Regions from separate parts of the Homo sapiens genome. Here region 2 is linked to region 1. Evidence: chromatin contacts called from ENCODE Hi-C data. All regions are on one chromosome and are shown on one strand. Each heading gives the region's core, a stretch centred on a gene start or an enhancer-like site at or near the end of the contact. The rest is flanking DNA. Distances are from core to core; before and after follow the strand shown. Region 1 holds the start of ATP11A-AS1 (ATP11A antisense RNA 1). Region 2 overlaps ATP11A (ATPase phospholipid transporting 11A).

Region 1 (3,368 bases), core at 222-2,721:
TTTAATTTGTATTTTGGTTTTGGCTTTGTAGTTTAATGTTGTAAGGATATCATTATAATCAACATATGTCAACACCAGGGTTGCTAAGAAATTTACGCTGCTCTAAGTAATGCTTCCATGACTGGAAATGATTCTAGAATCTGCTCTGAGTGACGCTTCCGTGACCGGAAATGGTTCTGGGAGCCGCTCTGAGTGCCGTTTCCGTGACCGGAAATGGTTCTGGGAGCCGCTCTGAGTGCCGCTTCCGTGACCGGAAATGGTTCTGGGAGCCGCTCTGAGTGCCGCTTCCGTGACGGGAAATGGTTCTGGGAGCCGCTCTGAGTGCCGCTTCCGTGACCGGAAATGGTTCTGGGAGCCGCTCTGAGTGCCGCTTCCGTGACGGGAAATGGTTCTGGGAGCCGCTCTGAGTGCCGCTTCCGTGACCGGAAATGGTTCTGGGAGCCGCTCTGAGTGCCGCTTCCGTGACCGGAAATGGTTCTGGGAGCCGCTCTGAGTGATGGTTCCGTGACCGGAAATGGTTCTGGGAGCCGCTCTGATTGATGCTTCCCTGACTGGAAATGGTTCTAGGAGCCGCTCTGAGTGACGCTTCCATGATTGGAAATGGTTCTGGGAGCTGCTCTGAGTGACGGTTCCGTGACTGGAAATGGTTCTGGCTAACCTTGGCTGCAGTCCTGCAGGGAGGCTCTTCTTGTGTCAATTTTACATGCAAGAAACGGAGGCTCTGAGAGGACCTGGAGGGATCCCATAGGCAGTTCGGGGCCGTCCTCTGGCAAGCGCCCTGTGGGTGACTGCTACAAGGGACGCAGACAAGAAGCGGAAAACCGGTCTCTGGGTGTAGAGAGACTGTCCAAGCTGGGCAGAGTTCTAGGATCCAAGGAGAGGGTGGGACTGTGCAATGGAAAGCAGAAGACACGAAAACCCAGCGACCTCTGACCTGTGAAGCAGAGGCCCACAGACCCGCCCCCAGTCCACGTGCAGCCTGCAGCCTGTCTGTGTGGTCCATGAACTGAGAATGCTTTTACGTCCTTAAATGGTTGAAAAAAATCAAAAGAAAAGTAACTGTTTGGGGACACGTGAAAATGTTCGGAAAGTACAATTTCCTCGTCCACAGTCGCATTTCATCGGCCCACAGTGGTCCTCCTGAGCCATGGACTGACGACGGCGCCCTGGCTACTAGGGCACAGCTGGCACTGCAGAGGCCACGATGCCCAGGTCCGCGCCATCCAGCCCTCGGCAGGAGCTCTGCGCCCACCGCGGAGCAGGTCAGGCACACGCGCTCGGGAGGGGCAAGTGCAGGGTGTCTAGGAGGGCTGGGGAAGCCCTGCAGTGGGGCCGGGCCAGCATTCCCGGAGCTCCATGGACAGGTGGTCGATTGTGGATCGTGGAGAGGCCTCCTGAGCAGGCTTGTGGGGTGGAGCCCTGCCCCCCGCCCGCATTTGTGACACGCCCCTGGGTGGCCAGGTGCCCTGCAGTGTGAGACATTCCAGCCAATGAGACCCACAGGCTTTGGAGGCGATGGGTCCACCTGTGAGTGGAGTACAGAACGTGGGGGAACAGCTTCCCAGGAGTCTGGGGCTCAACCTCTCCAGGAGGCCCTGAAGGTGGCCTGAGAAAGTTCTGCCTCTCGGGGGGGCAGCGTGGAGCACAGGAGCCGCAGTGAGTCCTGCCTGGCTCTAAGCACCACTTTCCAAGCATGCAGCTTTGGCAGGTGAATTAGCCCAGTACTCAGTTTCCTCGGCGGGAGAGCAGGGCTGTGGGGTGGCACCTGCCTCACAGGGCCGCTGGGAGGGATGCCTGGGTGACAGTGAACGCAAGGAGCATGCTCATACACCCCAAACATGGCGAGCGTTATCTGGAGGCATATGCAGAGGTGGGACTGGGGACCAGGTCTCCAAAGACCAAGAATCAGCCGAGGCACTAAGGGGCAGATTGCAGAGGTGAACAGTCCCGCCAGTGAGAACCCGGCCCTGTTATTCCACGGCCTTCTCTGCCTTCTGCGAGAAAACGAATTTCCCAGACCCCAGCGCAGGCCTTTCTCACATCTCAGCAGCAGGGACCGTGGCTCCAACTGCGGCTCAGGATGAAGGCCCCAGGCGCTGAAGAGAGTGAAGCCGAACCCCTCCTCAATCCCAAAACACTGGGGACCACGGTGAGACAGCGACGCCCTGGATGCTGCCTGGTCAAGGTCAGGCTGTGATCGGCCTGTCAGGCGTGTGGCAGAACCAGCTTCAGAGGCAGCGGTGTCCACGTAATGAGCTCAAATGATGCCCCAGGAAGAACATAGATGGCTTCTTTCTTTAATTCCTCAGCATGTTTTTAAATTTAAATAACTCTACATTGCATTTTGGAAAAAGCGCTTCTAACATAAGCCTGTTTGACTGCAGTTAAATAATTTATGTGTCTCTTGGCCTGGGAATCACTGTCTCCATTATTTTTTTTATGTGACTCACTTTATTGCTCCATTATTATTAATAATAAATATGTCAGGAATCAGGCACACAAAAATATCAAGAATAAAGAAGTATATAAAGAGCTCCTCAAGACACAACCCAAATGAAAGATGGGCAAAAGATATAAACAAGCTGTTCTTTTTCAAAAAAGAGAAAAGAACAGCAAATGGACTTAAACACATAAAAAGATTCTCAACCTGCCTGTTAGCAGGAGAAGTACAAGATAAAACCACAACAGGACGTGGCATCTCATCCAGCAGCGGTAGGCAGGCCCAGAAGCTGGCAAGCCGGGCAGCGCAGGCTGCTGGCGAGGTAGGTGGAGAACAGGCATCCTCCTACGGCACTGACAGAGCAAACCGCAAACGTACCCCCCTTCTCAGAAATCTCCCTTCTCCAAAGCGATCCCAAAGCTGTCCTCGCAGAAATATAGCTGATGTACTCACAAGGCATCTGCAGCACTATTTATAAAAGCAGAAGATTGGAGCCCAGCTGTCCATGATGTGGGGCGGCCAGGGGCGGGGGAGGTTGAGTCCACAGGGGAACATCACGCAGCTGTGCAGACACATGCACGCCATCCACATAACACGCAGGTACAAAGGGACGGAGGGACAGAGAGAAAAAAGTCTGGGCCGGGGTAACTGTAAGCCACCGTATATGTCATTGGGAACACTGACTCATTTACCCTGGGCCTGATGTCACTGACTTCTACCTCCTGCCCCAAGACTTAGAGTGAAAGATGAAAAGATGACCTGTTAACTCACCTGTGGGCAGGATGTGTAGACCATGTAGCATATGTGATTGAATACACAGCCAGTCCCTCCATTAACTCCAAAGGACACGGCTCCTTCGGCAGCTGCTGGAGGCCAGGCGGAAGCCACTCCCAGGTGGGTGCATCCTGGCTGACTTTCCTGGAAAGTC
Region 2 (3,368 bases), core at 527-3,026, 120 kb before region 1:
ACCCTGCACCTGGGGGGACACTCGGCATCGTCACGTCTTCCCTGGACCCAGAATTCTGCTTGTGCCTAAAACTTGGGAGTGTGTAAAATAAGCAGCTCCACCAATACCAGCATTTCCTGATACAGATGCTACCGTTTCCAGCCAGATTTACCATCCTTAAAAATTATGTAATTCAACCTTTTAAAGTAATGATTAATTTTAAAAAAGGTTTCCATTTACATGAAATAATTTGCCTTTTGCATCAGTCTTTTTTCTCTTATTTGTGTCTCATTTCAGATGACTGTTTAGGTTGAAACATAAAATTAGACATCGGTCATCGCAAATGTACCTGATGTTTAACATCATGCACCGTCAGGACACTCATTAGTGATACCTGAACTGATCACGTTTCATGAAATCCAAACCTTTCACACTGTCTTTCAAAACGGTCATCTCCCAATCCTAAGGCCAGGGCCCTGAGGCACCCCCGCCCCGGCTGGGGACACTCCGTACCTGGACTCTCTCTGTTGCTGTTGGCCACAGCTGCCGGCACAGGACTTTCTTGAGGACGTCGGGAAGGAGGCTGATGGTCACCAGCAGCACGATGGCCAGCCAGGCGGGCCCGCTGGACAGCATCTGGATGAACACGTAGTACATCCTCTGGTAGTTGAGGAACGGCCTGAGGGGCAGGGAAGAGAAGCCGCTGGTGAGGCATGTACTCCCTGGGGCTGGCCTCTCTACTCACTGGAGAGGCCGTCTGTTCAGGGAGTTTACACTTTTGTCAGTGAGAGTTGCTTGGCAAGCCACGGAGCCTGCTCTGAATTTATCATATAAAAAATGAACACTGAACCTCCCGGTAATGCTGGGGTAAGAGGAACGGGAGAAGGAATTCTATGAAGTCATCTCAAATGGGACATAGAAGTCTCTGAAGTTCAGTTTCACAGAAGCAAAAAAAAAAAAAACAAAAAACAAAACACAAAGGGATTGAAATAGGGATGTTTTTCTATCTTGAAGTCTCGGATGGGAAGGACGTCCCGAGCACTGGTCGTCAGTACAGAGCAAGCAATGACTTCTCTCCCCAGAAAGAGGATGATTCAAAGACGTCTGCGTCAGCCTCCATGAGGGAGGCTGGCAAGGATGCAGGGACCAGTGACCCGCAGCCAGCCCGAGCCCACAGGTCCACGTCTATACGTGCCTTCCGGTAACGTTTCCTGATCGCCTTTCACATCCCAGGCACTACGGATGGTGGCAGAGACACAGAGATAGGGCCCCAGCTCCAGGAAGCACAGTGAAACTGGTGTGTGGACAACAGGAGGGAAACGGAAGCAGGGCATGGTGGGTAACGGGAGGGACACGCAGCTGCTGGCAGACCTGGGATGGGGCTGGGGGCACCCACGTGGTGCTGGTGGCGGGCAGGAGGATGGGGTCTCATCACCAAGCGGTGGTGACATGGTGAGCTCCCAGCACATCAAAGACGTGGGGTCAATGTTTTAGGAAACAATGTGAGAGGCTGTGGTTCTACCAAGGCTGACGGGCTGTGGCTCCTTGGCTACAAAGCCCAGGAGCTGGTCAGAGAGGTTTGGGATGGAATCTTCCTCTTACAGAGCCATCGCCTTCAGGGCTGTTAGAATGGCCGGGCTCTCCAGAGCCGGGCTGGGCTCTCTAGAGCTAAGCAGGTTTCTCTGGGGCTGACAGGGTGCCTGACACCCTCCAAGCTGGGCTGTCATCTCTGAGACTGTGTAATGCAACTTGGGGCCACCAGGGGCCGCTGGCTGAACGAGAGAATCCGGAGGGACTCTTCCTGGGCTGAGAGTCCCGCCCAGGTCAGGGGCCCTGAGGGATCCTGAGTGGGTTGCTGGCTTTCCCTAGGCCGGCTACTGACCCCAGGTCTGCAGAGGGCTGTGGCAGAGGCTGCTGCGCTGGGGCTGAGACTGGGACCTGGCCCTGGGCCCATACCACTCAGCGTCGTTTCCTGGCTTACAGCGACAGTCTCTAGACTGACCACCCTGCCTATGTCGCTCTCACCAGCTCAACACGCAGCCACCGTGGGGTTTTTAAAAGAGCCACTCAACTCTGCTGTGCTCTGCCTCGACTGACCACGACAGCCTCGAGCCAGGATCCTCACGGCCGGCGGTCCAGGAGGCCACCATGCCTGCTCTGCAGCCTGGTCCGGGCCCCTCTCCGCTGGCCACGGCTCCCACTCACGGAGGACCTCCTCCCGCCCGGGCCTGCGTGCCTGCTGCTCTCCCCCAAACCAGAGGCTCCCCGATGAGTCAGGCTGCTGCGGGCAAGGTCCAGCCCCACCATGCCTGGGCCCCATCTTGCTGCGGGGCGTGAGGATGGAGTGAGACAGGACCTGTCGAATGCCTGGCCAGTGCCTCGTTGTGGGAGGCGGTTACCAGCTGGGACTTGCTGTGATGATGGCGCTCTTCTTCCAGGTTTCAAATGACTGTTTCTGAAAAGTCACCTCTGGCCTTTCAATCTGACATGGGTCCCCTGGTGCGGAATCCTGGTCTGTTCCTCCGTATAACTCGTCACAAGCTGTTATCAGTTAGCGTCTTTCTCCCCCGGAAGATGCAAGTCACCGGAGCAGGAACCCCCCGGTGTCTTGCCCCCGACTGTATCCCAGGACCCCACGACACCCAGCACACAGCAGCCATTCAACAAACACTTGCCCCAACCAACAGGGCCGCACGGAAAATGTGTCTTCAACCCTTGATAAAAAAATAACAACCACATGATATTTATCAGATTATCAGCTACTTATCAGATATTTACCAGATCACTCCTCCCCAGAGAAGCGAAAAGACAACGTAGAACAGCAGCGACCCCCAGATGACAAAATGGTTGATCCAAGTCCAGTAGTGTGTGTCCAATGCAAGCTAAAAGGAAAAAAAAAAGGGCAGTTAACGGTGTCATCTGAGCAGTGAGAATGATCGTGATGGGCAGGACAGAGAGCCGGGGGGTGACGAGAAACTAAACCAAACGCAAGACCCAGCAATGACGACTCAATGCCTGCAAAACACGGCTCAGGAAGACAAAGCCACACCTCACACCGCTCAGGAAGACAAAGCCACACCTCACACCGCTCAGGAAGACAAAGCCACACCTCACACCGCTCAGGAAGACAAAGCCACACCTCACACTGTTCAGGAAGACAAAGCCACACCTCACACCGCTCAGGAAGACAAAGCCACACCTCACACCATTAAGGAGACAAAGCCACACCTCACACCACTCAGGAAGACAAAGCCACACCTCACACCGCTCAGGAAGACAAAGCCACACCTCACACCACTCAGGAAGACAAAGCCACACCTCACACCGTTCAGGAAGACAAAGCCACACCTCACACCATTAAGGAGACAAAGCCACACCTCACACCACTC

What was found. Hi-C counts contacts between places; a loop is a spot of excess contacts on that map. Pooled maps may share reads with other maps.
Region 2: a pooled map shows a loop between it and region 1 (8-fold over the local background). The contact joins the enhancer-like site here to the promoter of ATP11A-AS1 in region 1. A Hi-C loop is called at or near these places in 1 of 168 maps with a recorded cell type or tissue (GM12878), 9 of 37 single-sample maps with no recorded cell type and 10 of 50 pooled maps.

Annotation. Positions count from the first base shown.
Region 1 is chr13:112,752,834-112,756,201 of GRCh38, reverse strand. It overlaps ATP11A-AS1 (ATP11A antisense RNA 1), which reads left to right and starts at 1,471. Exons shown (of 2, transcript NR_046661.1): 1 at 1,471-1,708. All of the region lies in intron 1 of ATP11A (ATPase phospholipid transporting 11A), which reads right to left. RefSeq lists enhancers at 1-15, 1-1,194.
Region 2 is chr13:112,873,066-112,876,433 of GRCh38, reverse strand. ATP11A (ATPase phospholipid transporting 11A) reads right to left here. Exons shown (of 30, transcript NM_015205.3): 27 at 2,758-2,861; 28 at 493-658. Among named protein-coding and RNA genes, the nearest start is that of MCF2L-AS1, 94 kb to the left of the region's middle. RefSeq lists a silencer at 1,013-1,202 and enhancers at 3,093-3,142, 2,764-3,263, 3,264-3,368, 2,905-3,368. Within about 2 kb of position 1,776, at least 20 of the 41 ENCODE cell types and tissues checked have a DNase peak (open chromatin) inside an H3K27ac peak, as active enhancers do; they include GM12878, where a contact is called at or near this core.